Regions from separate parts of the Homo sapiens genome. Here region 1 is linked to region 2. A link is a contact called in ENCODE Hi-C data. All regions are on one chromosome and are shown on one strand. The core of a region is the stretch at or near the end of the contact, and the rest is flanking DNA. Distances in the headings are between cores, read along the strand shown. Region 1 holds the start of HTR2A (5-hydroxytryptamine receptor 2A). Region 2 has its middle 23 kb from the start of LINC01198.

Region 1 (3,201 bases), core at 366-2,865, 410 kb after region 2:
CATGCACATGCTCTTTATTACCAGTGCGAATATAGCTGGGAAACTAATGCCACTCACCATACAGGATGGTTAACATGGACACGGGCATGACAAGGAAACCCAGCAGCATATCAGCTATGGCAAGTGACATCAGGAAATAGTTGGTGGCATTCTGCAGCTTTTTCTCTAGGGACACTGCCATGATGACGAGTATGTTTCCAGCAATAGTTAGAATAATCACTACGGCTGTCAGTAAAGCAGACCAGTTTTTTTCCTGGAGATGAAGTAAGGAGAGACACGACGGTGAGAGGCACCCTTCACAGGAAAGGTTGGTTCGATTTTCAGAGTCGACTGTCCAGTTAAATGCATCAGAAGTGTTAGCTTCTCCGGAGTTAAAGTCATTACTGTAGAGCCTGGTGTCATCATTTAATTGCATTAGGGAGTTCGTAGTTGAGCTCAAAGAAGTATTTTCTTCACAAAGAATATCCATGTCTAAGCCAGAACTTGTAGCAGATGAGGTGTAGAAGGACTAACAGGTTATAGTTTCTGCTCACCATTCACCTTGATGTACCCACACTCTGTAACACTGAGGCTGGTGTACATGCTGTTCTCCCGGGGCTGGATTTTTGTCTTCCATTATTACAATGATAGTTAAAGAACTGAACTGTGGTGGCTGTAAGTTTTCTTCATTCACAATTTTAGGAGAGTCCACTGTTTGGTTTTATTATTTTCTCACCAAACCGAGGACAAAAAAGCAGAATGAACTTTTAGCATAGAGGTTGCAGGGTTTTTTTTGAGCGCTCGGGAAGATAAATGTCCTGGACAAAGAAGAAAAGTTTTATAACTACTGGGACTCTTGTTTAACTATATCTCATTTTGTTGGTTATGCCGATGGTACTAGTTTAGCAACAGTATTATTAAAATAGCATGCAATCAGAAACAGTGGGGATGTACACATTCTACATTAAGAAAGTCAATTAAAAATACATCCAGTGTTAATCCCATAGTAATTGGATGTACTTTGGGTTACAGTTCTCAGCCATTCTTAAGCTGAATTGCCACAGCTGCTGTCAGGAATTTCAGCTCCTATAATGTTGCTTAGCTAATAAAAGGAAAACAAAAAAGTCTTAAGTAAAGATTAGCAGACAACTTTCCTCCCTGGAAATTCTCATTGAAATGATTACATGTTGGCCAAGCATGATTTCAAACCGGAAAGAAAATTACACAGCAATAAAATATAGCGGCATGAGAACTTACATTTGTCTTCAGGGTCCACACATGAGATACATTTGTTATTCTGTGACTCGCTGCATCTCTCACAGTAATTAAACTGGTGTAGAGTCCCCTCTTCTTGATCTTCCACCAGCATAATATGATAGTAATTTGGTTTCTGTTTTGCTGACTTCAAAAACTGCATGCAAGAGCTGAGCCAGCTCCCGCACTGCTAGGATCCTGTTGGCTTCCTCTGGCACGGCTCGGCTGGGTTCCTCCCTCCCTGTGCGGCTCGCCTCAGCAGGCACACATTTAGAAATCATTCACGAGCCCCTCAAAGTCGCACAAAAGAACTGCATGGGAAAGTAGGAAGAGCTGTCTGCACCAAGGGACTCCTGGTTTCCACGGGAATGGAGTAGCTCTCTGACTGTCTCGTTCATTTCATCAGACCTCCCTCTATGTGTATGTCATAAGCTGCAAGGTAGCAACAGCCAGGAGGGCGGACCAAACAGGCTTTTTCTTCTCCCTCTTTTTGCTACATATTAATATTGGGAAGTTTTCCTTTGCTTTTGAGAGAAACTGGAGAAATGGCCTTTTGTGCAGATTCCCATTAAGGTAGGTAAGTGGCACTGTGGTAATTTTTTAGGCTGAAGGGTGAAGAGAGAACATAAATAAGGCTAGAAAACAGTATGTCCTCGGAGTGCTGTGAGTGTCCGGCACTTCCATCCAAAGCCAACAGTGTTTGTGTCCAGAGTGGAATTACTGACATTGGCCACATAGGCTCAGGGTGGCTAGGCACGTCTGTGGTGATAACTCTGATAAACTATTAGCACTATTTTTATTTAATAGATACACCATTGAACTGGCTTATTTTCTTCAGCAGAAATATGCCACCCAGATATTATTCAAAACCTCACATGTGGTAGGAAATAAGTTGGTTTCGCAGTACCAATTTTTTTCCCCCACCAGTAATGACAACTTGCCTTACTTGTAAAGAAAGCCCTTTCCCAAGTAGGTTTCTAAAGGAGGCAGTTCGATCTCTCTCTTTTTGCAGGCATGAAAATATTTTCCTCAATAGTTGGGTTTTGCTACAGTTCTATCACCTTCTGTTCTTCACATTCTCCCTGGACAAATTCAACCACTCTCATGCCTTCAATATGTTTGTGGCCAAGTCTGTACCTTCATAGCTGATTATTTCTCTCAGTTCCAGACCTAAATCTCTAGCTGCCCATTGGCTCCTTCCATGGTAGCCTGGGAGACCTTGACCTCAGCATCTTCCCTCACTCCGCATCCCCCTGCCCGGCTCTCAGTGCTTGTTCCTACCCATTGGCTTGCATGATGGAATCACCACCTCTTCAGACAGCTGCTGTTATCCGCGACTCTTCCTTCATTCTCGCTGCCAGATCCCACTTCGTCTCCGGTGCTACCTCTGTATGCGTGTTTCTCACATGTCCTCTCCTGCAGCCTGCAGCTGGCACCCTGTGGTCGAGATCTAGCCACCTATTTCCTGGGTGGGTGCCTTAGTGCCCCCCTCACTGCCATGCCTGCCACCCTCCTACCCCTCCACGTTAAATATGCACGCTGGCGAGCAGGCAGCGGAGAACACAGACCTTAGAGTTCCTTGGTTTTGGATCCTAGCTCTATCACTCATAAACAGTAGAACCTCGCCTCATCTAGTTGCTCCCTTTAAAGCTCAGTCTTCTCACTTGTAAAATGGGATAATACCTTCCTCATAAGATTGTAGTGAAGCTAAACTGAGATAATGTGTGTAAGTATTTGGCCCATGTCTGGCTTATAGGAGGTTCTCAAGTAATGTCAGCCACTTTCATTCCTATTGATATTCTTACTGATATTAATGACACAATTGGCATCACTCCCATGCCTACACTCCTGCAGTCCCTTCCTTGTGGGGCACATAACACTTTTCTTCATCTACCTGTACCCTGCTTGCCCCACTTTGCAGGCCTGGACTCTGGTTACTCTCCCAGTCAGCCTGTATGCAGACTGAAC
Region 2 (2,983 bases), core at 150-2,649:
AGGAGAAAGAGGGAGCAGGAGGTGCTACACACTTTTAAACAACCATATCTCACGATAACTCACTCACTCCCTATCACAAGAGCAGCACCGAGGGGATAGTGCTAACCCATTTATGAGAATTCTGTCCCTATAACCCAATCACCTCCCACCAGGCCCCACCTCCAACACTGGGGATTACAATTCGACATGAGATTTGGGTGGGGACACATATCCAAACCATATCACTGTAGTACTTCACTTACATAAAATTCTACAAAATACAAACTATAGTGACAGAAAGCAGATCAGTTGTTGCCTAAGAAGGAGGGTTCATGACAGGTGGGAAGGAGGGATTACAAAAGAAGAGGAGGAAATTTTAGGATGACAGAAGTTGTTATCTTGATTTTGGTGATCATTTTAGGGTATGTACATATGCTAAAACTTGTCAAACCATACACTTTACATATTTGTATTTAAATATCTTGTTATATGTCAATTGTACTGCCATAAAGCTGTTTTTAAAAAAAAAAATCCCATACACATGTTTAAGTCCTACATTTACTTGATTTAGCTGCAGTGTCTGAGAAAACTGGAAATTTCCTCCTCTTTGAAATGTTCCTCCCCTTCCTTGGCTTCCAGGACCTAATTCCCCTGAGCCCAAGTCTCTTTCTGCCATACCATACAAACGGTAAGAGATTCAGTGTTAGCTGTAAAGATGATTTTCGAGTTCCATCTGTGAATTTTAAGCAGATTGTCTTATTTGTCTATCATCATCTTAAGCAGCTACAATAACCACAGAAAAGCAGGGAAACTTCAAACCAACTTGCAACTTCGAATGTCTCTATCGATGCTTTTGTATTTCCTAGCTCCTGTGACACCAGAAAGGGGGATAGGTTCGCATTTCTGCGTATTTGGTATTTTTTGCATTTATAAATTTACTACCCCAACAGAATTGCAAGACAAAAGATTCTAAGAACCAACTGTGGGCCGGGTGAGGTGGCTTATGCCTGTAATCTCAGCACTTAGGGAGACTGAGGTGGGCGTATCACCCGAGGTCAGGAATTTGAGACCAGCCTGGCCAACATGGTGAAGCCACGTCTCTACTAAAACTACACAAATTAGCCAGGCGTGGTGGTGGGTGCCTGTAACCCCGGCTACTCAGGAGGCTGAGACGGGAAAATCGCTTGAACCCGGGAGGCAGAGGTTGCAGTGAGCCGAGATGGGTCCACTGCACTCCAGCCTGGGCGACAGAACAAGACTCTGTCTCAAAAAAAAAAGAACCAACTGCCAGTTAACTCAAAGGCCTTCCAGTGTGCCCTGCAAACCTGCAGAGACCTAAACGAGTTGATCTCCAGTTGCTCACATGAGCAGTCTCATCCTTCAAACAAGTCTGGTGCACACGGTGGGACTTGGCTGGGCTTTCGCCTCCTTAGATGCAGTGCAGGCAAACATCTCTAGCTGGACTGGAGACCCCCACCTTCACCCTGCTCAGGAAGAAAGGATAAAGGAGCATCTTGGTCATAGTCCTCCTCAGCCCTGCAGCCGCTCACACCAGAAGCATAAAGAAACGGAAAGTCACTGTGCTTCCAGAAAGTTGCTTTGCCTTCCCAGACAACGATTGAGTCACTTTTCTGAGATTTGTTGCCAACTTATTTTTAGTTTGCCCAAGAGTTGCCCAAATATGTTATGACATATGTTTCTTTAATAAGTCACCACATGTGGTTTGAATTTCTTTAAGAGAGGAAAAGAAATCTCCCAGGTGGTGGGTCTGTAGTTTTACCAGGACTCTGAGGCGCAGAGCCAGGAAACACAATCCCAAGTTTCTGCCCAAATGCCCTGAGTCACAATCATCAATGCTTGTAGGAGTCACATGCTTAGCTAGTGACAAGCGCCTGTTTGGAGATTCCCCTGTTTTACTAAATTCGAGGTTGTCCTCAGTAGCCATCTAATTTGGTTACTACCAAGCTTAATTTTTAGTCTTTTTCCAGGAAGCGTTTAGCTCAGTTTCTCTTTCAGATGGTATCAAAAGGGTTAATGCTTCTAAGATGCTTAGTTCAAAGATCTCACTACAAATGTGTTTGTTGACTGCTTCCAAATAAAGATTTAATCCCTTGCTCTGGCAGAAGCAATCCTTTCTATTTCCAGGAAGAAAACAAACACTGTCTGATAGGACTATTGCTTAAAAGCCAGGCAAATCCCACCTGATTAGGATAATGTGTGTGTTAAGATAAAGGAGAAACACCACCACATGCAGCAGTGAAGGGTAGGCGCCAGGCTGTGCTTGGGAAGCTGTGATTGCTATTGGCTCTTTTGGGATACAGAAGTGAGTTGGCCAGAGGGCACTATTAGTTCCCCAATCCGTCAAGGGATATTTGTATCATGAACTGGTATTGAAAGAGATGAAAAGTCAGAGAGTTAAAGCCAGTTACAGGGGTATAAAAGTAATCAAAGGCAATCAGTTCTCCCCCACCCCCACGCTTCCCTTTGGGGTAGATGTTTTCAGAGAACAGCTGCCTCTCAGAAGCAAACAGGCAGAGCTTCCTTTTCCACATTGACAAGAGTCTGAGCCTTGAGCCCCTGACCTTTGGAAATGGGATATATAGAGCATTACAGAAGAGCTTATCTGGAGTGACAGAATTAAAATGACTTCTTAATTTTGAAACCAAGAGAGGGAGAAGGATGAGATGGTCTTGCTGATATGTATAGCACAGTAGGTGCAATCAACTTTAATTTAAAGAAATCGGACGAATTGGCGTTTGCCGAGGCTGGCATAGATTTGGCTGTCTCCGCTCATAGCTGCTTTTGGCGCGAAAGATGCCGGGTCTGGTTGACTCAAACCCTGCCCTGCCTGAGTCTCAGGAGAAGAGGCCGCTGAAGCCCTGCTGCACTTGCCCGGAGACCAAGAAGGCACGCGATGCGTGTATCATCGAGAAAGGAGAAGAACACTGTGGACATCTAATTGAGGCCCACAAGGAATGCATGAGAGCCCTAGGATTTAAAATAT

The links. A loop is a pair of places that touch in the nucleus more often than their neighbours do. Pooled maps may share reads with other maps.
Region 1: a loop to region 2 is called in a pooled map, with 6 times the contacts of the local background. The contact joins the promoter of HTR2A here to the enhancer-like site in region 2. A Hi-C loop is called at or near these places in 1 of 168 maps with a recorded cell type or tissue (HCT116), 1 of 37 single-sample maps with no recorded cell type and 13 of 50 pooled maps.

Annotation. Positions count from the first base shown.
Region 1 is chr13:46,895,438-46,898,638 of GRCh38, forward strand. HTR2A (5-hydroxytryptamine receptor 2A) reads right to left here and starts at 1,616. Exons shown (of 4, transcript NM_000621.5): 1 at 1,237-1,616; 2 at 58-797. The coding sequence starts at 469.
Region 2 is chr13:46,488,137-46,491,119 of GRCh38, forward strand. It overlaps the pseudogene COX17P1. Among named protein-coding and RNA genes, the nearest start is that of LINC01198, 23 kb to the left of the region's middle. Within about 2 kb of position 1,400, at least 2 of the 41 ENCODE cell types and tissues checked have a DNase peak (open chromatin) inside an H3K27ac peak, as active enhancers do.